Regions from separate parts of the Mus musculus genome. Here regions 2 and 3 are each linked to region 1. The links are chromatin loops, found by intact Hi-C in ENCODE. Cell type or tissue: left cerebral cortex. All regions are shown on one strand.

Region 1 (8,000 bases):
GAGGTAGGTGGATTTCGAGACCAGCGTGGTCTACAAAGTGAGTTCCAGGACAACCAGGACTATACAGAGAAACCCTGTCTCGAAAAACCAAAAAAAAAAAAAAAAAAAAAAAAATCAGACCTCAGGGCTGTCCCTCTCCCACTCACCTGCAATTTATTACTGAGCCAGCAACCACATCTGGTGCTAGGTTTTCTCTTAGCTAGAACTTTCCTGCCCTAAGCTCACTGGGCCTGACCAAGGGACTCAGGCAGGATGACACAGGGCTGGGAAGACTGCACAGAAGGTAAAGTGCTTAGAAGCACCAGGACCCAGGATTGATCTCCCAGAACCCATGTTTTAAAAAGCATGGCAGCATGTGTGTGACCTTAGTGCTGGCAAGTGGAGCCAGGTAGCTCCCTGGGCTGAGTAGCCAGAGTGGCAAGTTACAGGCTATGGTAGACCTTGATGCAAAAATATGGGTGACAGGATCCAGAGAAACATCTAAGGTTGTTCTCTAAACTCCACATTCACTCACACACACACACAATACTCACACACACACACACTCACACAAACACAAACTCACACACTCATACATATACACACACTCATTCACACACATATACATACTCACATACTCATACACACACATACTCACACTCATACACATACTCATGCTCACTCATACATACACATACACTCATACACACTCACACACTCCAACATACACTCATGCACACACACTCACACTCATATACTCTTGTACACACACTCATACATGCACACACTCACACACATGCACATAAACTCTCATACAGAGCAACGTGCACACACACACAGACATACAGAAAATAAAAGAATAAACTTAAAAATGTAACACAAAGGCAGTCCACTGGCCTTTTCTTCCAGGTCTAGCCAGGTCTAATGTTATCGCCCTGGGTGATTGTATCAGCAGATACTCTGGCCAGCCTGACCCAGTGTGGCCTCTGTAATGCCACGTACAACCCACAATGCAACCAAGAAGCCAGTTGACAAACCACAGGGAAGGAAAAATAAAAACCCAATGTTAAAAAAGAACAATCAATTGTAGGAAAAATCAATGGTAAGTCTGGACTCCTTGCCAGAAAGCACAATGGTGAGGCCATCAATTTAGGCCAGGCTAGTTCAGCTTGTCTGAGGTTTCTACTTCACTGTGGAACACCAGCCAGAGCCCTCTGTGGGAGGAGAAGGATGGTGGTGATGTTGATGGTGGTGATAATGGTGGTGGTGATAACGGTGGTGGTGATTCCCCAGTTACAATGTCATCCTTAGACGATTTTAATTACATACCCATTAGTTAGATACCTCTCCTTTTACAATTTCTCAAATATTTTTATGTAACATACTTATAACAGGGGGTTTGTGGATAATGACAGACAGAATAACCCACAAAACACTGAGGAGAGCGGATCACAAAAACTGATTCTAAAATAGTCCAATGTTACGTTGCCCGAAATTAAGTAGAGTTCTACAACTCAGAAGGCTACCGTGATAATAAAGGTTGTATTTGCTTATGATACTTGGCTCTTAGGCTAGGAAGAGCAGGAGGCCACAATCACTGGCCCACTACAGATGTGGCAGGATCATAAGTGAGGTCACCAAGTCCAGCCCAAACATGGTAGAGCATGGTACATCCCAGCAGCACCCCAGTCTCTACGTCATCAGACATCTGGCACAGATGCACTCCAGCTCCCACCATGACTGGGCATATCTGTTCCCAATGTGGAAGAGACTCACTGCGGATACTCTATGTCTCCAGTTGTCAAAGCAAAGCATTTGTCACTGTCACTTAAGCAGATAGAGTGCTGTGGCATCAGGTAGGATGAACACAATCTAGCAAATGTTAGACCAAGTTAGACCAAGGTTAGACCAGGTTAGACCAAGCTCAATGGGACATCTCATCAACAGTGGCCACCTGAAACCCAGGCCAAGGGGACAGGGAGGGTACCAGAGTTTCCTGTCACATGTCTCATCCTAGGGTCTCTTCCTAGGAAGAAGTGAGTCCACAGACGGGTCTGAGGACGTGTTTACATGTCTCATCTGCTCACCTTGCCACCCACCAAACTCATGATTTTCACCTCTTTTCTCCCATTATCCTTCAGCACAGTCTCCCTTAGATGACAACCTGGTCCTATGCTTAGTTGGGAAGAAGTCAGAATGGGTAGAACACATCTCCATGAAGTTTTATGGTCCTCCCCTGTTGGGTCTCAGCCACTTTCAGGTCTCATCTCCTCTAAAGTCAAGGGCTAGCACTGACACCTACTCTCTGATACCCAAGACTCCTTTACCCACCTCTCCCTTTTCTCTCTTGCAATTCCCTCCTCTCTAGTCTTTCCGTTAACATCAGACTACATTTGTGCTGGGCAGTGGTGGCGCATGCCTTTAATCTCAGCACTTGGGAGGCAGAGGTAGGTGGATTTCTGAGTTCAAGGCAAGCCTGGTCTACAGAGTGAGTTCCAGGGCAGCCAGGGCTACACAGAGAAACCCTATCAAAAAAAATTTTTTGTAATGTCTACCTTCCTAAGAATATTCACTCTTAGAATGTTGTACACACCTGTGATGCTGGCATTCTGGACAGGAAGCTTATCTTGAGTTCAAGGCCAGCCTGGTCTACACAATAAGTTGCACACCAGCCTAGAGCTACATGAGGAGCCCTATCCCTGCTTCCAAGAATAGCCTGTGCTTCTGCTGGGTGCGTGTCCAGCTCCCCTCTAGTTCTCAGCTCTCCTCCCACATGACCTGAGAAGGACTTCCTGTTGCTCGTATTGCCCTGATAGCTGCCTCTCTGTAACACTCTTCCCTGACGTTCATGGCTCCCTGACACCTGCTCTACTTCCTCGGTCCTCTGCAATCCACGCCCTCTCAGAGCCTGCTCCACCCAGAGCTCTTCGCTTCCTCTCCCTTACCTCCAGGCAGATCCTGGGATTTCATTGCTAACTTCTGTGATATTGGATTTCCTCCTTAGACCTTAGCACCTCTCCCAGCTTCTCTGATCAGAGATCCAACTGTGTTGCGCACTTGACTCCCTGGCTCAGGGGCCCAGCAAGCTCACACAACCTATGCACTCAATGCGGAGGTGAGCTCAGCTCTTCAGCCTTCTACTCCTCTCTCCATCCTCCCCGAGAGCATCAGTGACATCATCAACACAGTGACATGGGCCAAAAAGGCAGCAAACTCCTGCTACATGTGAACATTGTGCCTCTCCCTGCATGGTGAACACATCCACTTCCACCCCCACAGCTGATGCCCCAGATCAAGTTGTCAGGGTGAGGAGCCTGGGTCCTCTGTGAGTGGCCACTTACAGAAGCCACCGCCCTCCTAACAAAATTCTAATAGGAATCAATCACCTCCCCTGCTTGAAAGTCACCAGCAGGCTGGGTGAGGAGGCACACGCAGTTAATCCCAGCACTCCTGAAAGCAGGCCAGTGGACTTCTATGCGTCTGAGATCATCCTGATCTACATAGCAGGTTTCAGGCCAGTCAGGACTATATCGTGAGACCTTATCTCAGAAGTAAATAAGTCAGGACTGGAGAGAGGGCTCAGTGGTTAAGAGCACTGACTGCTCTTCCAGAGGTCCTGAGTCTGATACCCAGCAACCACATGGTGGCTCACAACCATCTGTAATGGGATCTGATGCCCTCTTCTGGTGTGTCTGAAGACAGCGACTGTGTACTCACATACATAAAATAAATAAATAAACCTTTGAAAAATTTTTCATTAGAAGTTTTCAAAGCTTCCAGAGAGTCCCACTGCCTCAGGAAAATCTAGATGACTCATGAGTTCCTCCAGAGTCCTTGTAGCCAGCCCCTGCCTGCACCGTGTGCCTGCCCCGTCTCCATCCTCTTGCTCACCTGACTCATGCTAAGCTATATGAGTTTTTTGATTCATTCTCAGGGAAGCCTCCTCAGAAACCATCTGCAGGGCCACTTCCTGCACACTGACCACGGCCAGCCTGCGTGCCCACGGCTGCTGGCAAACTTTCCTCGTTCATCTGATTAGCAGCCGGGCTGCAAACTCTGCAAGAAAGGTATCTTGCCTCACTCGGTGCTCTGATCCCAGAGCCCAGGGCCAAGTAAATTATGAGCAAATGAAATATCCTGTATGGTCACAAACCAGTTTGGCTCCTTAAGCACACAGGAGGAGAAAAAAAAAGTTTAGAGTCTTTTAAAGTTGCCAAGTCAGTGAAGACAACAGTCATGGTCGGCCCAAAGCGCCTGTCTTCTGAGAATTGCTCCAGAGAACCAGAGGGTTCAGGTGGCTCCCGCTGAGCTGCAGACTAGACACCCATTCTCAGTCTCCCTCTCCATCAGGGTGGCTTTTAGTCCCATTACTACCCCAGCCCTAAGTTCCCCACTCCCCAGATATTCTACACCCCAGTGAAGGAACCTCTGGTCTCTCAGCTTCCTGGGCTGCAGATCTGGCAGCCATCCCTCCCTCTGTTCTTCACTTGCTTAATTCTTTGGGGACCAACAACTCCTCAAGCCCTGAGCTGCAGCTCACTCATGGGGCTTCTTGATGCGAAGAAGGAGGCAGGCTTTCTCTGGACTCTCCACTGCCACCTTCTGGAAAGTTCGTGTTATAACAACATAAATCTACACCTCTCAGATACCGGGTGTACAGTAAACAACCCACACATGGTGGCCCTGGTTGAGCTTGTCCGTGCGACCCCATACTTGTCTCTCATACCCAGCCACCCTCACCTCTCCAATATTTGGGGTTCACATCTTCCGAAGATAGTCTCACAGATGTTAGCTCCTTATTTGGGGTGTCCCCCTCCACACCACACAAAACAAACTTTGAAACAAATCCACTTCTTTATCCTCTAACCCCACATCCCTAGCCACTTCAGTGGAGATAAAAGGAAAAACAATCACTCTTGCATGTCATAGTGTGTGACCTGTCTAACACCTTGTCCTCCACTCTGCTCCACACACAAGCCACGAGCCCTGAGTTCACTGTGGCCCGGCTCACATCCACCCTCATACCTACTGTGGCACTAGGTCTGCCTGAGCTGTCGCCTCTATGCCTTTGTGTTAACTGTGAGCCCCCAGTGAGCCTTATGAAGGGCTTGGCAGACTCAGAAGCCCTTCCTGTGCCTCTGATGCTTTCCCATAGAGGTGACAGACCACACGTGGGTGGCGCCATCTGACTACCAAGATAAAAGCTGCCTTTTGTCTTCTATTTTCAGCAAGGACTACAATCTGGCCTATGATCAGTGCTCAATAAAAGAGATAGAATCAGTAATTTCTTATAAACAAGGTCCGACCTCTCTGAGTGTGTCTCAGACCTGTGATATCTCCTTTTCACTGGCCATATGCACCAGAAGCCAGGCAGCACCTAGCCTTCTTCTAGAGCTTAATGTGCCATGGTGCTCACATTAGTTGTTCTTGTGGTTTAAATATGGTCCCGATAGACTCACGGGTTGAATACTTGGTGCCTATAGCTTGTGGTTTAAATATGGCCCTGATAGGCTCGTGGGTTGAATACTTGGTGTCTATAGCTTGTGGTAGTGCTGTTTGAGAGTCTGTGGATCTTTCAGGTGGTGGGACTTAGCCAAAGAAATGAGTCACTGGGGACAACCTTGAGATTTTTCAATCTGGCCCTGTTTCCAGTCAAAGCTCTTTGCTTCCTTGATCTGCTCAGATGGGAGGTGTCTCGGCCACATGATTCTGCTGCCACAATCTTAGCCATGCTTTTCTGTCCAAGACGGACTGCTCCCGCTCAGACCATGATCCAGAATAAAACCTCCCTCTCTTAAGTTGCTGCTGCCAGGCATTCCCGCAGCAACGATAAAGGCCTGCGATGCTTTGCTGCTCGAAATTCTGCCGAGTCCTTTCCCTACTCAGGAATCAAGACATGTTCACAAGCTCCATCTGACATGAACAGATTGTCTGAAGCAGAAATCCAAAAGGTGAGCTTGTCCCTAGCACTCAGTCTCAGAATTCCATGCAAGGTCTCACAGAATGGAGCGACATGTTACTGTTTGAAAATGGACTCATTGTCCACTGAAGGCTGGTGAGGTCAGGAGGCCAGGCTGCGGGAGCAGTGGCCCTTAGAGATCCATTCCTTCTACTCCCATGCACTAAGAGGCTTTTGATGTCATCTAAATTTACTACCAAGTCCTAACAAGTGAGCTTCTCGGGAGACAAGGTGTGGGCAGGAGGTCTACACATAAGTTTCTACCCTGAAATCAAAGGCCATCTGCACTCATCCCTCCCACTGCAGCGATGACAGTAAAGACAGAAAGGCCAGATCATATAGACAAGCCTCCATCATCATCTAAGAATTTTACTTTTACCTAATAGAGGAAAGTTGTATTTATTGTCTATAATATGACATTTTTAAACATACACATATGATATGCTAGCATAACAAACCTTTATTTTGTTTTCTGATTCCCTTCCTAACTCTGTGCTTTTATTTCTGGGTTTTATACACATACATGAGGAATTTTAGCTTACCCCCGTTACATTTTCTTACCCCCGTTACATCTTCTGTTTCCTGTTTCCCACCTGTCGAAACTCTTTTCCCACCAAGTCCCTCTCCTACTTCCTATGTCTTGCTTCTTGTGTGTCCTGCCATGTTTAACTAGGGCACCTGCATGGGCATGGAGGGAGTTATTCACAAAAGCACAGACAACTTATCAATGGCTAAGCCACTGAAGAAAGTGACATGGCCATGAATTTAAAGTCTTTTTGCTGATAATACAGGTGTGCACTGCCAAGGACCAGCCTCGGCTTGGAGAGAGGCTCCTAAGAGAAGGGGAGTTTGAAAGCATCAGGGGTGGAGGGACAACTCAAAGTCAAATCGTTAGGTACAAGCTGACAGCCTGTGTTCTGCTCTAGGTAGCTTTCCAGGCAGCTCTCTGCTCGAGACAGCTCTCTCTTGCTTGAAAAGAATTCTAAAAACTCTCTGGATAGCTCATCTCTTGTCGATCAAAAGCCCTGTCTTTTATTTACATCAATTCGATCATTTTCCCAGGTCCCCCAAATTAGCATCCCACGACCCCAGCCCCCTGATTCTTAGAAAGACAGCAAGTACATTTTTAACATTGCCAATGAGTTCAGTGATCTACCTGCCTTTGTAGGCACAAACAATAAATTTAGCTGGGTTGGATCCCATCCTGAGATGACCATTCCAACCACGCCTGGACCTAAATTCATTCTGTCCCAGGCTAACCTTGAACTCGGGAATCTGCCTGCCTTTGTATCTTTCTGACAAGCTGTCTCACGGTGCCACGGAGTCTGTTCTTTACGGTCTGTGAAGCCCCTCATATAATTCATATTGTGTCCTTATATTTTACATAGTTGAGAAATTATATATTTTTGAACTCATGTTTTCAGAGTTCTTTCCCACAGCCTTAAAGGCTGCCCTGAAGGTCACATCATTCTACCATTTTGCTGAGACATTAGATACAGCCTCAATTCCTAGATTTGTGCTGTCTCTGATTATCATGGAGCCATTAACCTTGACAGAGTGGACATTCCCCAATGACCCTGACAGGGAGAATATTTCCCGAAGGAAGGACATGAAGTAAAAACAAGTCTCATGCCCAGCAATACACACACAGGCTTCAAGCCTAGCAACCATCAGCACTCATGGAAGCCCACACCCTGCTGTCTCTGTTCCAGGGAAGGGAAATCATGTCACACCGTCCCTTCTACATGGCCATTCAGGATTCAGCAGTAGATCATCTTACCCACTTAATGAAAACTTGGGGATTGAACCCATGGCTTCATGCATCCTGGGCAGGCTAATCTACAAACTGAACTAAAACCCCCATGCCCCTAACAAGACCATTCTGAAGAGGAAAAAAGGGTTCAGCTGTGCTTGGTCCTCAGTGAGATCTCCACACCTGCTTCTGCTGTGCATAGAGAGAATCAGCCCCATATTTGAGGGGCTGGCAGTTCAGAACTTGGGGGGGAGCACTTTGGAAGTCTTCTCTCTAAAGCTAGAGAGTAAATGTTTACTGGGGACAGTC
Region 2 (8,000 bases), 530 kb before region 1:
TTGGGAAGGGATACAGGCCTGTCTGATGCTCAGACACTCCTGGTATCTACCTCATCTGTGCAGTACACACTCCTCGTGCTCCGCCGTGTGTCTCTATGCATGGTTCACTCTGCACAAAAGCATTCTCCTCCCAAGATGAGGGGACTTCTGGTAAGCAGAGCAACAACTTCATGGCTGTTTCAGAAGCAAACACTTGAGTAACTGGGGGAGTCCTGTGCCCTGTTCCCTGTGGTTGGAGATAAAGTGCCACTTGAAAACAAGTTCCTGGGGCTGGAGATCAAAAGCACTCTCTTGCCCTGGCACCCGGAGAGTAACCCTCGGAGCAGATGGGGGATCTGATCTTGGGTCTTGGTGGCCATGTTACGTGGACTCTGTGGCTATGGTGGCAGTCAGACCTTGTAAAGAGCCCTATCCCAGGCCCTTGTTGTTTTCATACACAGGGACTGTCACAGGTTCACTTGGAGGCAGTTCTGTTGTCCCTTCCCACCAGGGAGCTGCCAGGGACTTTTGATTCTGGAAACTTCCTATCACACTGAGTATAAACTCACTCTGTTACAAGGCCTCTGTGGCCCCGGGGTTCCCTGTCTCCACAGTCCTCCATGTTCCAGTCCTTCCTTCCATTCCTCACACCCAAGGTCTGCGACATCTTAGGGTCTTTACCCAGCCATCCATCTTTGCTGCATGGGTGCTCTTCCTGCAGGTGAGAGCAGGTGTGTACAACCTGGAGGCCCCAGGAAGGCTTCCCTGACCTCACCTCATTAACCTTGCTAGCTGGAGGGACGCCCGTGGCCAGATCTGTTTCCTTCATTGCTTGTGTTTGCATTCATTCACACTCTTATGGCTATCGTGACTTAATTGAGCAGGAGACTTCTGGCACTCAGTGAACATCCGTTGAATCCTGACGTTGTTCCTTGAGCAGGCCGTGGAAATCCAGGGCTGGATGGTGGGCATCGGTGCTTCCTGCTCTCAGTGTCTGTCTTCAGTCTTTCCCCACCCCTCAGCTCCATTTCCTCTCTGTGAACTTCCATCTTGGGCGGGGCTTATTTTGTAATGTCAAGATTGTTACCCAAACTCTCAGTTTGAGTGGCTTTTCTCAACCTCGCTTGATTAACACGCTCAGCTGAAAGTCACTCTTTCACTGGGGTGGGGAAGGCCTGTTCTGCCCATCTTGAGGGTGTCCAGCTGCACCTTTCGTTCCCATCTGACCCCCTGCCACCGGGGACTCCCCAATATCAACCAAAAAAAGTCTGCAAACATTCCCAGATAGGGAAAAAATGACCCATACTTGGCTAATATCATGGTGTCTCAGCAGCTTGAGCAGAATTCTAGAAGACTCTAGAAATCTAGAACCTTCCCTGCCCAGGGTATCTGATAGTTTCCCCCCTTCCGTAATATGTTATCCATGTATGGAAAGTTCTAGATCCTTCTTAGCGCTGCATCATATTGCAGTGTGAGAGTTTTATCTATTTACCTGGTTCACCTCTATATGGATAAATGTTTTGGCCAGGTCCTGTCTGCTGATTTTACAGATGATACAGGGATGGGTAACCATGATCACTGGAAGGAGAATTCAGAGAAGGCAGAAATGGCTGGTGGATTTAGATCCTGTAGGAGTTGTTTAAAAATATCTGGAACAGCGGTTTTTATGCGCAGTGTTGGAAAGTCACCTGGAATTTCCCCAGCCCGTGCCCTGTCACTTACCCAAAGCAGGGTACAAGAGTGTCCCTTGTAAAACTTTTCCCGTGCCCTTAATGGATGCCAAAGTCTTGAGCTTGGAGTGCGTAGACGCGCAGAGAGAACTTGTTAAACCATGTTTTGAAGACGTTTTTCAGGAGTGGAGAGAGCCAAGGTGAGGGGCCACTGCCTGCTTCAAGGGGCTTTAGCGAGATGTGTGGACAAAGGGCCTCACTCTCCCTCAGTACCTTTAACTGTAGGGTGACATGGACTCTCCCTTGCTGGCTTCAAAGAACAATTAGTGAAAGCTCACACTTTCCCAAGGCTGACATAGACTGGGCAATGTGAGGACTGTGACATGTGGGTGAGCTGTCTCTCTTCACTGTGCAGGTGTGGGTGAAGCCTCACATTCAGAGAGACTCAGTGGCTTACCCAGGCTCCACAGCTCTGCTAACAAGGTCTGACTTTCTCTCCTGACCACATCAGGGTGCTCACAACTGCTGCTGCTTAATCTTTGATGCTCTTTCCATGTTTCCCAAGTCCTTCCACCTCTGGCTTTGCTGATGAATTCCTGCCTCCTCCATAGAATCCTAGGGAAACGCAGTAGACAGGGTTTCTCCCTCCCTGTGAGAGGGGCAGTGAGCTGAGTCTAAGCTGTCATCTCTCCATGGTGTCCCTGCCAGGAAGGTCTTCAGCAGCCCTGCCCCCACATGAGAGCTCTTGGGTGTGTGACAGGCAGGCCAGGGCCTTCCTTCCACCCTGATAAGGCCAGGCAGCAAGGGCTGGAATGTAAACCTCCCTGCAGCTGCAGCGGAAGAAGCTTCATCCATTGTTTCCTCTGGGACCTGGGACGCCAGTGCAGTCTTACTGGAGCTCTGAGGAGAGGGCTTTCAAAAGACAGCTTTAGCCAAAAGGGTGGTGTGAGATGCTCTAAGTCTGGAAAGTGCAAGGTGCAGAGAAGTGGGTACCTGGGGAGGACTGGCCCTCAAGGGCTGGGTTAGAACCTGCAGACATACATTTCCCTAGGTGGATATCCCTGTTGAGTGGTGTGTGTGATGTATGTGTCAGTGTGTGTGTGTCTGCTATGTATGTCTATGCATCTGTTGTGTGTTTGTGTCTTTATGTGGTGTGTGTGTATGTGTGTGTTTGTGTATCTGTGTCTCTCTGTGTGCATGGTGTGTGTGTGTCTCTGTGTGGTGTGTGTGTGTGTCTGTGTGTGTAGTATGTGTGTGTGGTATGTGTGTCTGTGTATGTGGTATGTGTGTGTCTGTATCTGTGTCTCTCTGTGTGCATGGTGTGTGTGTGTGTGGTGTGCCTCTGTGTGTGGTGTGTGTGTCTGTGTGTCTGGTATGTGTATCTGTGTATGTGGTATGTGTGTGTGTCTGTGTGTGCATCGGTATCTATGTGTGTGAGTGTATGTCTCTGTGTGTGGTGTGTGTGTGTGTGTCTATATGTGGTGTGTATGTCTGTATGTCTGTGTAAGTGTATCTGTGTATGTGGTGTGTGTTTGTGATGTGTGTGTTTGTGATGTGTGTGTCTGTGTATATATGTGGAGAGAGAGTGTGTGTGAGAGAGTGAGTGTGTGTGTGTGAGAGTGTGTGTGTGTGTGTGTGTGTGTGTGTGAGAGAGAGAGAGAGAGAGAGAGAGAGAGAGAGAGAGCAGTAAATCCTGCCATTTCTTTGAAGCCTAACTTCACTTGCTGCCTTGGAGAGAGGACTGGAATTCACACTCCTTCCTTCCTTATGATTACCTTGCCCTAGGCCCTCTACAGAAGAACCAGGGTTGCTGTGGTGCCCCTTTCTCTCCTTTTTAAAATGAAACACAAGTATAAAAGATATTAATGGTCTGTTCTGTTGCTAAGCACATTTTACTGGCATACCCTCTGTGACATATTGCCAAGGTTTGTAAAGATGGCCTTTGTGTATGTATGACCTAGAGGGATCCAGCCCGGGGGCCGGGGGGGGGGGGCGCGCACGGGGATGGGGGGAGGGGAGACCCTGCTCTCTGCAGGTGGCAAGTCCTGGAATGGGATAAATCCTGTGTGACCACTAGGTGGCGGTAGAGTTTCATGTACCTGCCACTGCAGCTGAGCCACTAACCAGCTTACTTTTGGTAGCTTTACAGTTTGGCATGTCTTCGTTGGGTAATTTAGAAGCTACTTGTAATAGCTTCATGGAACACCCTAAGATTCTCAGATGTGTTTGTTGTGTGGGTGTTTACAAAGAAGCCCAGCTACAGGTCAGTGGGGCATAGCTCATTGTCTCAAAATAGAATCATTAGGACTTTAAAAAAATTAATTTTCTTAAAAATCACTTTATAATATCATCTCCACAAGTTGGGCATTGTATCACAGGAGATGGGAAATCCTGGATCACAGGCTCTCCACATGTGCCAGCAGGGTGTAGCTGTCCTTGGGTGCTTTCAGAAACCCCCTAAGCATCAGAGCATGGGAGCAAGGAGACCTGGATGGTCTCAAGGCTACCTGCTGCTTACTAAGCAGGGCCTGTTTCAGATACCAGGCCCATCAGTCCAGGACTTTAGAATCCACATCTACAGATTATTGTCCAGGAACTCTGCTTTCTCCCTGGCCAAGCATACCCTAGGGCTCCCACGACCTGTCCTGTCTGTCTTGCTTCCCCTGCCCCAGCACCAGGGAAAGGTAAATTTTCGGTGGCTCCAACCTGTGCCCACAATCCCCAGGACAAAGAAGCATCCTGATTTGGGGCCTCTTAGGTCAGTGTAGGCAAAATGCTGTCAATTGCTGTTGAAGACCTCTTGAGTCCCCTCCTCTGTCACAGCCAACCAAAGGCCCCACATTCCCGAGCTCAAAGGCCACGTTGCTCACTGAGGTCATCCTAGGCCTTGTTCACCTCAGAGCTCTCCCTTCTCTCCCCCTTTCTCTCCTCCCTCCGCCTCGCGTTCTTGGTTTGTGGAGTAAGGGAGAAGCACCTGAGAAGCCTTCCTGCTTAATCCCAAGAGGAGGCGGATGACGCCCTTGTGGACTTCCTTTATTTTGTTTCTGCCCCCAAGCTTCCTTGCTCTAAACAAAGATCATACAGGGGCTGGGGGCGTGGCTCAGTTGGTAGAGTGTTTCCCTAGTGTGGTCGAAGACTGTTTTCTTTTCCCATAGCTGCATACACCTGGCATGATGGAGCACCGCTGAGGTGCTAGCACTCAGGAAGATCAGAAGCTAAGATCATCTTTAGCTACGTAGAAAACTGGAAGGGCAGCCTGGACTACCGGAGACCCTGTCTCTCAACACAAACATCAACACAAACGAGCACACAAACAAAACCACGACACCAATGATGAAACAAATATTGAAAATTAATCTGTATAACCTCTCCTTCCCTCCCTCCATCACCTCTTCTTTCCCTCTTGTCTCCCCATTCCCTTTCCTCCCTCCTTCCCCTCTTCTCTCCCCTCCCCCTTCCCTCCCTCCCTCCCTCCCTCCTCTCTTCTCTCCCTCTCCCCCTTCCCTCCCTCCCTCCCTCCCCTCTTCTCTCCCCCTCCCCCTTCCCTCCCTCCCTCCCCTCTTCTCTCCCCTCCCCCTTACCTCCCTCCCTCCCCTCTTCTCTCCCCTCCCCCTCCCCTCCCTCCCTCCCCTCTTCTCTCCCCTCCCCCTTACCTCCCTCCCTCCCCTCTTCTCTCCCCTCCCCCTCCCCTCCCTCCCTCCCCTCTTCTCTCCCCTCCCCCTCCCCTCCCTCCCTCCCCTCTTCTCTCCCCTCTCCCTTCCCTCCATCCCTCCCCTCTTCTCTCCCCTCCCCCTTCCCTCCCTCCATCCCCTCTTCTCTGACATTTTGTCACCTGATTTGGCTTGCCCTCTCCTCCACTTTGTGCTCCATCAGTGCCAAAAGGTGGAGGATTCTCCGCTCTGGATTGCAGTGCGTGTAATAGACCTTCCTCACATCTGAACCCGAGCAGAGCCGGAACGTGTCAGCATGTGTCCCTACATGTATGTCTCTGGGCTCCTGCCTGTATGAGTCAATTTCATGCAATACTGTCTAGCTCACACTCTGTGGGGAAGAGAGTGAATATAGTTTTTCTTTAATTAGAAAATGACCCTAAAGAAGAAGAAGCAAGGAGAAGCCCTGGCTGGGCAGATTCACTTATGGTCACCAGGCTGTGCGGAGGGGGGGGGGGGGGGGACGGGGACGGGGACATGGCAGTCATTGGAACTATGCCTCTTGCAGATTGTCAGGCCTCACCTTCCAAGATCCAGTCACTGTCTCCATGTGAGGCAAGGAGAACCATATCACTAGACAGAAAAACTGGGAAGGTCGGGCAGATTAAGAAATCCCAGCAAGTCTCACAATTGATAACAGAAGGCGATTGAATCTGCTCCCAATCCAGTTCCTGTGCCGGAGCACGTGACCACGACACCCCACTAAGAAGACCGTGGCAACTGGTCATGTAGCTTAGAGCCTAGAGTTCTCCATGCTAATGGGGTATCTAGACGGGCCGCCTCAGGGTTTAGCCAATAAGGTTCCCTTTCCCAGACATTCCCTCCTGCAAAAGGTATTTAACCTCTGGTCCACCCTGAGTAAGTTGTATGCATCCATTTTTCCACTATGAATAAACAATTTGAACAAGCAAGGACTGTCTCTCTCATAAGACCTGATGTGGGGAAAGGCCTTCATTACAGAGTCACACGGCGCAGAAGGCCCCTGAGCTCTAGACGTTCACTCTAGGCTAAGTCAGATTCCCCACACCCTCCAACCCTAGGCTCAGCACTGGCCTGAGGGGGCCCATTCCCATCTCATGAAGTCCAGCAGCGTCTGGGTGCCTGGGAGCTTTGAGAACCACAGCCTTGGCTCCAGCCTGTGCGGTTTCTCACCGGGGTTGGGGTCCCCATCTTAGGCTGCCTTCCATCTTCCCTGAGCGAGTATCAAGTGTTCCAGACACCCAGATGGTGATGAAGATGGAACGTAGCCTAGCGCCCCTGCATTTTGTCTTCCGGAGCGGCGTTCACACACCCCAGCGGCGAGGCGGAACATGGACCCACATCTCCACTATATCACTGGGCTTTCCCTATGGGACTTGCTACTCCACTGAATAACAGGGCAGAGGGGCAGTCTCTGAGGGGAAGAGAGCCAGCCCAAGTGGCCCAGTGGTGCTGCCCTCAGGGTTTCCAGTAATAGCAGAGACCAATTCTTTGATGCCCTCAGGAAGAGCATGATGGCAAGACATCTCTGTGGTCACAGACTTGTGGTTCTTCACAAAGCGTGGGTCTGGACTCCCAGCATCCTTCAGTCTGTGTAGGTTCATTCTCTATTGCTCCATCAGACGCCTGCAATTTTAAAGGGCTGATTTCTCTGAGTGAGAGAGTGCGGGTAGAAAGGAGACCTTCGCGTAGTAGAGCACCGTGAAGCTGCGGTGTGACGCTCTCCCACAGAGCCTATTTCCCTGTTTGGATAACGGCAATTTATTATTCCATTGCCTTTAAAGATGGAGTCCATCATTCCGATTAATTTAACTGGGGAAATGTATGCATGTGATCTAATGGAGCAAACAGGCATGGGGAATGATTTTAGTCAGACTGCCCGGAATGGTCTTATTTTAACACAGTACATAATGGCCTCTGCTCACTTAGTAGCCAATTGTTAAACGAGGTGGCCAAGGAAACTGAGTCTGGCCAGGCAGAGAAGAGGCTGGTCCTATCTCTAGTTCTGCTGTAGGCTCCACCCTTGCTCCCAGGTGCCCCCAGCTGAGTCTGAAAATAGGGTCCTGGTTTCTGGGTGTCTGACTATTCCGGGTGGCTTCTGCAGTCAGCCTTGTTATGGACAAGGAAACTGAGGCGACAGGGACTCTCACCTGCCTAAGTCACCACGTCGAAACAGAACATTGACTGGAGGTGGAGTTCTCAGTTCCGGGGCCAGCACCTAACTGCCTTGCCACAGAGCTTTGAACAGTCTGTGAGATGAAAGGGCCCTCTACTGGAAGGGGGAGCATAAAACACTCACAGAGTCCTCACTATAGAGGCTGCGCTTAATCAGACAGTCAGGGAAAGGCTTGCATTGGGAAACAGAAGGAAGACACGCAAAACCCCGGTAAAGAGTGATTACCAGAGGCTGAGATAGAATACATACAGAATTAAAGCACTAGCTCAGTATGCGTAAGACTCTGGCTATATCCCAGGAGGTACAGGAATATAAGAGGAAAAACTGCAGGTAAGGTAGCTCGTGCCTGTTGATCCCAGCATTTGGGCAATGGAAGCAGGGGTATCAGGAGTTCAAGGTCACCCTCTGCTACACAGCAAATTCCAGGTCAGCCTGGCTGGAAAAACTAAGAGTGAGAGGAGATTGGAAAATGACAGAGGAAAAGAA
Region 3 (8,000 bases), 66 kb before region 1:
TGTTTAGTTATTTGCTTTTGTCATAAAACATCTCAAAAAGCAGAACTGGGGTATAATTACAGTCTACCATGGGTAAAGTAAAAGGCTAGCTAATGAGACAAGATTTCAACAGGATCACTTCCTCCATGGCCACGGGCAGGTGAGGAATGCCTCCTAACACGGCTCTTCTGAGAAGAACTCCATGTTCAGGAAAGATGGTGCCCAGCACACGGGGAGCTATTCTGCTCCTGTGGACCTCCTGTGCCCAGAGCACCATAGACCACGGAAGTCCTGAGACACAATGTTCTCCTTAGCATCATCCAAACCAGATTTGCCTTGTGGAGGAACAGAGGGCGGGTAAAAGAGAGGATTAAGACGTTCAAAGTGATGCATATAAAGCTGATTGACATCAGCCCAAAACGCTAGAGATTCACAGCCATGGCACCATTGCCATCTATGCATGGGCATAAGCTACCATGAGATCACCACCGGAAGCTACAGACACTGCAGCCTCCCTGTGGGAAAGCCTCTTTGAGCCAAATAGTAATGAGCAGACACTCCACCCACCTCCGAGGAGAAGGTTAGATCGAGCGTATTAGCCAAGAGCTGTCAGAGGATAGGATCAGAGCTCATGGAGACAACAGTGAGAGACATGCTACAGGCATGGCTCTGTGAGGGAGGCTGTGAGTCTGGCCAGGCAAGTGATGCACACATCACAGCAGCCTGAACTGTAGCACATGGTGGGGCTTCCACTCGGCAGCAGAGATGCTTCTCCCAGGGAAGTTTCAGCTTTTAGGAATTCAGATCATCCAAGTTATCTCAGACAGCGAGGAAAGACCCCCAAGTATGGCAAAAAGCCTACGACAGACAAACGGTTACAGTAAATTAAAAGGCAGAGAGACAACCAATACAGTGAAGAACACTGTGTGTGGGGGTGTGTGTGTGCATTATATATCTGCTAAAAGGTTGACATCTGGAATATCTAAGAGGGCAAAAAGGATGATTAAACCTGGAGATATGGCCCAGTTATTAAAGTGCCTGCGACACAAATATAAGGACCTGAGTTCAGATCCCAGAGCCCACATCAAATCCTGGCATGGTGATTCATGCTACAATTCCAGCTCTGGGCAATGAGGACTGGCAGATTTCTGGAACTCACTGACCAGTCGTCATGACACAAACTTATCTGGGTTCAGTAAGAGACCTTGTCTCAGAAACAGCAACAAGGACAGGGATGGGGGAAAGACATCCAACCTCTAGCCTCAAGTATATGAGCTCACACACACACACACACACACACACACACGAACACATATAGGTATTTGAACATACATACACAGACACAGGTACATGAACACACACACACACACACACACACACACACTATTTTTAAAACAGCAAAAACCTAAACTGGTTATTTAAAAGAAGGAAAAAGACCAAAGCGGTGGAGAAGCTGATGAAATTCTAAGCCTACCTGGTCGCTCACAAGCAACACAAATGCAAATCAGAAACATAAGGAGGAACCATCTCACTCCTGTTACAATGGTGGCTACAGAAAAAGACAGAAGAGCGGTGCTGAAGAGGACTTGAGGCAGCTAAGCAGCCTCAGAAAGCCTCATTCCGCAGGAATGTAAATTAGCACAGCTATTATAGGACACAGTATGGAGGGAGGCTCCTTTAAAATTAAGAACAGGCGACCATATGATTCAGAAATCCCCCTACTGGGTACATATACCAAACCCTCGCCTCCTAAAGAGGAGGTCTCCAAAGATGGCAGGAAGATGGTAAGGGTCCGCTCTGCTCAGCTCCATACGCTGCCAATAGCGTCAGATAGTCTGAGCCACTGCCTCTGCCAACACGGTTAGATCTGCTGGCTCACATGCCCAAGTGGCAGCGCAGCTTGTGTGACAGCCTGGACCTGTTGCAGAGCCCTTCTTGTTCTAGTCCCCACTTGGAGCTCCCAGCTTTATTGCTGGGTGGCCCAGAGTGGCCCAGCCAAATGGGAATGCACTGCTTTTAAAGTCTGCAAGGGCTCACTGAGCACTGGTCTCAGGAGGTTGTAGGAGGAGCTTATACAGCAACTCGTCCTTTACCTCAGGAAGGATGGCTTGGTGCCTGCCCTGTACTGTACCGCCAGAACCCTAGGTATTTCCTTAAGCCTGTTGGGGCTTCTCTTCCATACTCTGTCATGCAAGGCCTAAAATAGCTGCTACTTCTTGCTCAACTCATCCAATCAGGATGTCCTGCGGACATGCAGGGTGATGTCTGCCCATCCGTCCTGCAGGCCGGTGTGCAACACTGGAGCAGGTGTGATCCTAAGGTCAGCTAGTGAGGGTGAATTGATGACCTTGCTAGCAGGAAGCAGGCTGAGCCCCAGCCTGCTGGAGAAGAGCAATTCCAGATCGGCCGCCCACCAGGATGGGTAATAATCTGCTCCTGAGCACAAGCTGAAGTCACATCTGGAACAGCAGCTGCAACAGGACAAGCCAAACATGTGCACCGGAAGGGTGCATGTGTCGGGGAGGCCCACTCCTGCCTCTTTCGAGTCCTGCAGGTGGAGCAAACCCTGCAGTCTCTCCAGGAATGTGACATGTGTATAGGTGATAGTTCCAGCAGCTCCCACTTAGCCTTACTGACCATAATAGCCCTTCCTCTGTGGGTTGGGCACCTGGCACAGAGCTTCTGCATAACTGGCCTATGTAACGAGCCTAGCTTATGACAGCTACAGATTTTACCAGCAACAAAGCAAGACGTCTAAACCCATCCCAACACATACTGCCCAGACTGCTATCTTGTGATGTGAAGGATGCACATCTTTTGAGATATGGGCTACTCCCTCACAGGGCACACTTGGCACCTGACCCTTGCCATGGCTTTAGCAGGGGGTCAGGAGGCAGAGGAAGAAAATCCTAAGAAGAAGCGGCAGCAGTGCATGCTAGGGACCAGTGCAGCCTCTCTGGCGAGGTTGGAGAAGCCTCAGATGGAGCAGAAGGCTGCTTCTACCCGCAAAGACAGCAGGAGGTTGGCAGGCTTCTTAAGTACCTGCTCCAATGTCCTTACTGTGGTCAGGTTGTACTTTAACAAGAGAACACATAGCACCAGGCAGTTTCTGCATAGGAAGCAGCTCTTTTCTTACTGCCCCCAGACAATGGGAAGTATAAGGTCAGACCAACTGAACCAGTTGCCTGCTAGAACTGCCCTCAGCTCCAAGGTGGATCCTCCATAAGCAAAGAGCACTGTATCTCACAAGGCAGCAGGAGAGAACTGACTCTCAATAGACATGCTTTGACTTTCACATACACACCATGGCTCTGAGTGTTCTCGCTCTCTCTTCTCTCTCTCTCTCTCTCTCTCTCTCTCTCTCTCTCTCTCTCTCTCTCTCTCTCTCTCTCTCGCTCTCTCGCTCTCTCGCTCTCCCTCTCCCTCTCCCTCCCTCTCTCTCTCTCTCTCTCCCTCTCTCACTTGCTCGCTAGCTCTCCCTCTCGCTTGCTCTCCCTCTCGCTCTTGCTCCCTCCCTCTCAAATAAATGTTTTTAAGTAATAGAATTCAGAAAACAAAATAAAAGCAAGTGCTTCCTAGGAAGGGTCAATGGACGACGATGTGCCTGGTGATCGTACCATATAACCCACATCACGGTGATCTACATAGGATGCTCTCCAAGGACCAACTCTGCAAACCACACAGCCGAGGAAGGACCAACAGGCTGACATGTGGCTGAGAAGAAGCCAGACAACTCAAGCTGACTCATACAGACGCTCGGGTATTTTTTTTTTAAATCCACACACAGCCACCTACGCTATTTTAATTTAAAATTTTTTACCCAAGTTCTTTGGAAATAGAATTTTCATGAAATCCCACATGTCTAAAAAGATTTCCAGTTCCCTCATCTGATTCCCCAGACCTTCCAGCTCCTGTGCCTCCCTCCCAGTGCAGAGCATTTTCCAAGCTTTGGTGTATAAAATACAAACACTGCTTTAAGCTGAAATCTAATCGATCTCCTCTTAGTCGAAACACAAAAATCAAATTCTCATCTCAGAAGGTTTTTTTTTTCCAAAGCAACTGCAGCTTTTTTTTTTTTTTTTTTAATTCTGAGAGACAGAAGAGAAACGAAGCTCTGGCCACAGGCTCAGTTCTCTGACTTCCTCACGCTCCGGTCTCATTGTTCCCAGGGTGGCTGGCAAGTGGGAAGAGGTCAGGACTGTCAGTCAGGATATCTTCATGTAACCCACCATCCTCCCAGGAATGGGCCAATCCCACTACCTGCTTCTCTGGGAAGGATGGAGTCAGAACTCAGGTCTCTGAGACCTGAGGTACCACAGTTGTGCTGTGACCTCAATGTGCCTTTGCCCCACGCCAAAGACAATCTACAAATCAAAGGCTCTTCTGCAGTGATGACCCCTCAATTCCCATCTTTCTCACTAGAATAAGGATATCTGGTCTTCCGATCAGAAAACGACCTTATCCAGAGTGCCCAGCACTAAGACATGGCCTGTCTGATTGAACCAGATTAACAGAGCCAGCTTTGTAAGACTTGTGAATCATTTGTCCCGACTTGGTCTCAGTTTAGAAGCCCTTCAGTGCTGTGTGTTCTTGATAATGTCTTTCACCTAGTGTCTCATCAGTCTATAAAGCCCAGGTTGCTCCCCTTGTCCCTGGCCTCAAAGCCCGCCCAGCCTCTGAGTGGCTGTTTCTGACTCCAGCTTGGGATGGGCTACAGAGAGATCTCGTAAATGTAATGCATGAATAAATTCCTGCCAAACTTCAGGGACTAGTACCCACCCCCTTCCCTTCTGTGCCTGAACGAGTTCCTTTCTACCCTGGTGACAGCCCACATGCCTCCAAAATGGCCCACATCAAACACTGGAGACGGGCCCCTGGAGTGGATCTGTGGGGGTGGTTGAAGCCTTCCCCTGTGTCCTGGTCAGACTGTGATATTGTGGGGGAAGCAGTCTATTACATCCACCAGCAGGAAACTGATCTGCGCAGCCTCTGTGCTCAGCTCGCTCGCTGTCCCAGGCCTGGAGAACAGAGTCACCCAGAACTAGCCATGAAGTCCACAGCCATATTGTGCGGGACACTGATGAGGCTGCAGCTTTGAAAATCAGATTTCTCGGCAGCCTCTATGCAATGTTGTGCCGGTAGGTGTGTATCAGCAGGCTTCAGAAAAACTAACACGTGAGCATCCCTGAGTCAAAGGCCAAGAGATCCTCTGCATAGTAGCCATGTGATACATTCTACATGGTTCTTACGGCATATGCTGTGGCACATATATAATCCTAGTACTTACCCTGTAAGATGGGAGGTGGAGGCAGGAGAATCCTTAGAAGCTCGGAACCAGCTAGCCTGGGGTACACATTGGTTAAAAAAAGAGGCCCAGTCTCAGACAAGGTAGAAGGAAGGTGAGGACCAGCACCCTCTCACGTCCACACGGATGCTGGGATGAATGAGTGTGTGCATTCACACACATGCATGTGCACATATATTACACACACACATACAACACACACCACATACATACACAACACACAGAACATACACACACCCAGACACAATACACACATACACTACACACACACACATACAACACACACATATGCACACACCACATACACACACACACTACACACAAACATACACCACACATACAACACATACATATATAACTCACACATATTCACACACACTCACACATACTACACATACACATCACACACATGCCACACCACACACAAAATGAACAGTAGAACTTTCCTCATTTGCAAACATTTGTACAGTATCTATAGTGACTTATATAACAGTTTTCAAACACCAATGAATTGGCCCTTGGGGTGTGTGTGTGTGTGTGTGTGTGTGTGTGTAATTCACAGTGTAAAAAGCATATAAATGACACCCACATTTATTTTACATTTTTAACCAATTTCTTATGTTTATTACATTTATTTGGAGAAAACAGCAGCACAGGACTCAGGCCATGGCATACACAGAGGTCAGAGGACAACTTTCAGAGTTGATGCTTTCCTTCCTACCTGGGTCTCTAAAAACAAACTCGGTCTGGTGTAAGCACCTTTGCCTCCTGAGCCATCTTCTTGGTGCCATTATTGAACTTTTCTATCACTTTTAAAATCTAGACCAGGGTTTCTCTACTTTAGCATTATTGGAATTCTAGTGTAACAATTAGATGACAAACATGGATGTGTCTTTTCCTGGGAGCCAGGGGGGGCGGGATACAGGTTGCCCTATGTGCTGGGGAGATACACGTTGCCCTCCATATTGTGGGATGGTTACCTTTACCCCTGGCTATTATTCCTTAGATGCCAACACCTGAGCCCGGGTGTTTATGACCCTCAGAAGTGTCTCCAGATATTGTCAAGTATCTCCTGGAGGCAAAATCTGCCCAGCTCAGAACATCTAGAAAGAACAGAGCAACAAATCAAACCTGGCCTAGCTGTTCTCTACTCTTCCTGGTTTATACACTCCCACCACAGCCAGTTTCCAACTATCAAAGTAGTACCACAAACACAAACTGAGAGAGAGAGAGAGAGAGAGAGAGAGAGAGAGAGAGAGAGAGAGAGAGGGAGAGAGAGAGAGAGAGAGAACATGTGTTCACACCACACAGACATGAGATGGTATGTTCACACTGCACATACATGAGATGCTGTGTTCACATCACACAGGCATGAGATGGTGTGTTCACATCATACAGACATGAGATGGTGTGTTCACATTGCACAGGCATGAGATGGCGTGTTCACACCACACAGATATGAGATGATGTGCTCACACCACACAGGCATGAGATGGTGTGTTCACATCACACAGGCATGAGACACTGTTTATATCGCACAGGCATGAGATGGTGTGTTCACACTGCACAGAGATGGTATGTTCACACCACACAGACATGAGATGGTGTGTTCACACTGCACAGAGATGGTATGTTCACACCACACAGACATGAGATGGTATGTTTACACCACACAGACATAAGATGGTGTATTCACATGGCACAGGCATTAGATGGTATGTTCACACTGCACAGACATGAGATGGTGTGTTCACACCACACAGACATGAGATATATGCTTACACCACACAGACACAGCTGATGGAAATGACCCTGAGGCTCTGGTACAGGTCCTTGCCTAGCACTGACAAGGTCACAGATTCTACCACCAGCACTGCCTAAGTCAGGCCTGTGGTGCCAGCACTCAGAAGGCAGAGGCAGAAGGAAGTTCAAGGTCATGCTCACCCACAAAGTAAATGTGAGGCCAGCTTGGGATGCTTAAAACCCTGTCTCAAGTTTTTAACAACAGAAACATTGGCACATTAAACAAGGAGAAAGTGGTATTTTGAATATTATGCCCTAGCTTTTTTTATATTTTTAATGTAGGAGTTCACAGAACTTAATTATAAAATGGATGCATTTAACACGTGCCTCCTAAAATTGCCAAAACTTTAAGGTTGGCTTTGGAAAGTCAGCATGGATGACCCCAGCTCTCTCTGCTTCTCTGCAGCCAGGAGCCTCGGGATTGGAACAAAATGGTCACTGTGTGTCTTAGCCAGCACACGTCAAGCAGGACGTGTGTGTGTGTGTGTGTGTGTGTGTGTGTTATGTGTGTGTTTGTGATGTGTTTGTAGGTGTTATGTGTGTGTGTGTGAGAGAGAGAGAGAGAGATGTGTGTAGTGTATATGTGTGTGTTAGGTATGTGGTAGGTATATATATATATATACACACAAACACACACACACACACACACACACACACACACACGGTTATGAGTCAGCCTGCCAGTAGGCTACTGAAGCCAGCAATGCACAGCAGGCAATAATCCCTCCAAGGAGCCCCTGGGAAGCCACTGTGAGAGGCTGTGAAAGTGAAGCCCAAGTTACAGAGGAGAGACCACAGGACGTTAGAGAAACTGGGATACCAGGAAAGCTGCAGGCCCTGAGTGGAGCCTGACCAAGAGAGAAGCTGCTTGCTACAGGTAGCAGCTGGGTCCACAGCTCTTAGGAGCCCAGAT

What was found. A loop is a pair of places that touch in the nucleus more often than their neighbours do. Peaks named below come from ENCODE experiments on the same cell type or tissue, not always from the same donor. Only the 100,000 strongest peaks of a DNase experiment are listed, where the experiment ranks them.
Region 2: a loop joins it to region 1, with 3 times the contacts of the local background. A loop is called at or near these places in 23 of 42 quality-filtered maps.
Region 3: it touches region 1 in a loop (2.2-fold over the local background); 2 of 42 quality-filtered maps call a loop at or near these places.

The regions. Positions count from the first base shown.
Region 1 is chr16:94,813,178-94,821,177 of GRCm38, reverse strand. The region is part of intron 3 of Kcnj6 (potassium inwardly-rectifying channel, subfamily J, member 6); the gene reads left to right. Among named protein-coding and RNA genes, the nearest start is that of Gm41507, 92 kb to the right of the region's middle. In left cerebral cortex, CTCF peaks have their summits at 3,661 (motif pointing left) and 4,572 (motif pointing left); DNase peaks (open chromatin) are centred at 4,564, 5,142 and 5,623; H3K27ac peaks cover 564 bases.
Region 2 is chr16:95,341,811-95,349,810 of GRCm38, reverse strand. No RefSeq gene overlaps it. Among named protein-coding and RNA genes, the nearest start is that of Gm31641, 86 kb to the right of the region's middle. In left cerebral cortex, a CTCF peak has its summit at 3,734 (motif pointing right); DNase peaks (open chromatin) are centred at 3,739 and 7,650.
Region 3 is chr16:94,879,113-94,887,112 of GRCm38, reverse strand. All of the region lies in intron 2 of Kcnj6 (potassium inwardly-rectifying channel, subfamily J, member 6), which reads left to right. Among named protein-coding and RNA genes, the nearest start is that of Kcnj6, 110 kb to the left of the region's middle. In left cerebral cortex, no CTCF peak of the experiment used is centred here; DNase peaks (open chromatin) are centred at 2,699, 3,014, 3,753, 4,802 and 2 more places; H3K27ac peaks cover 3,775 bases.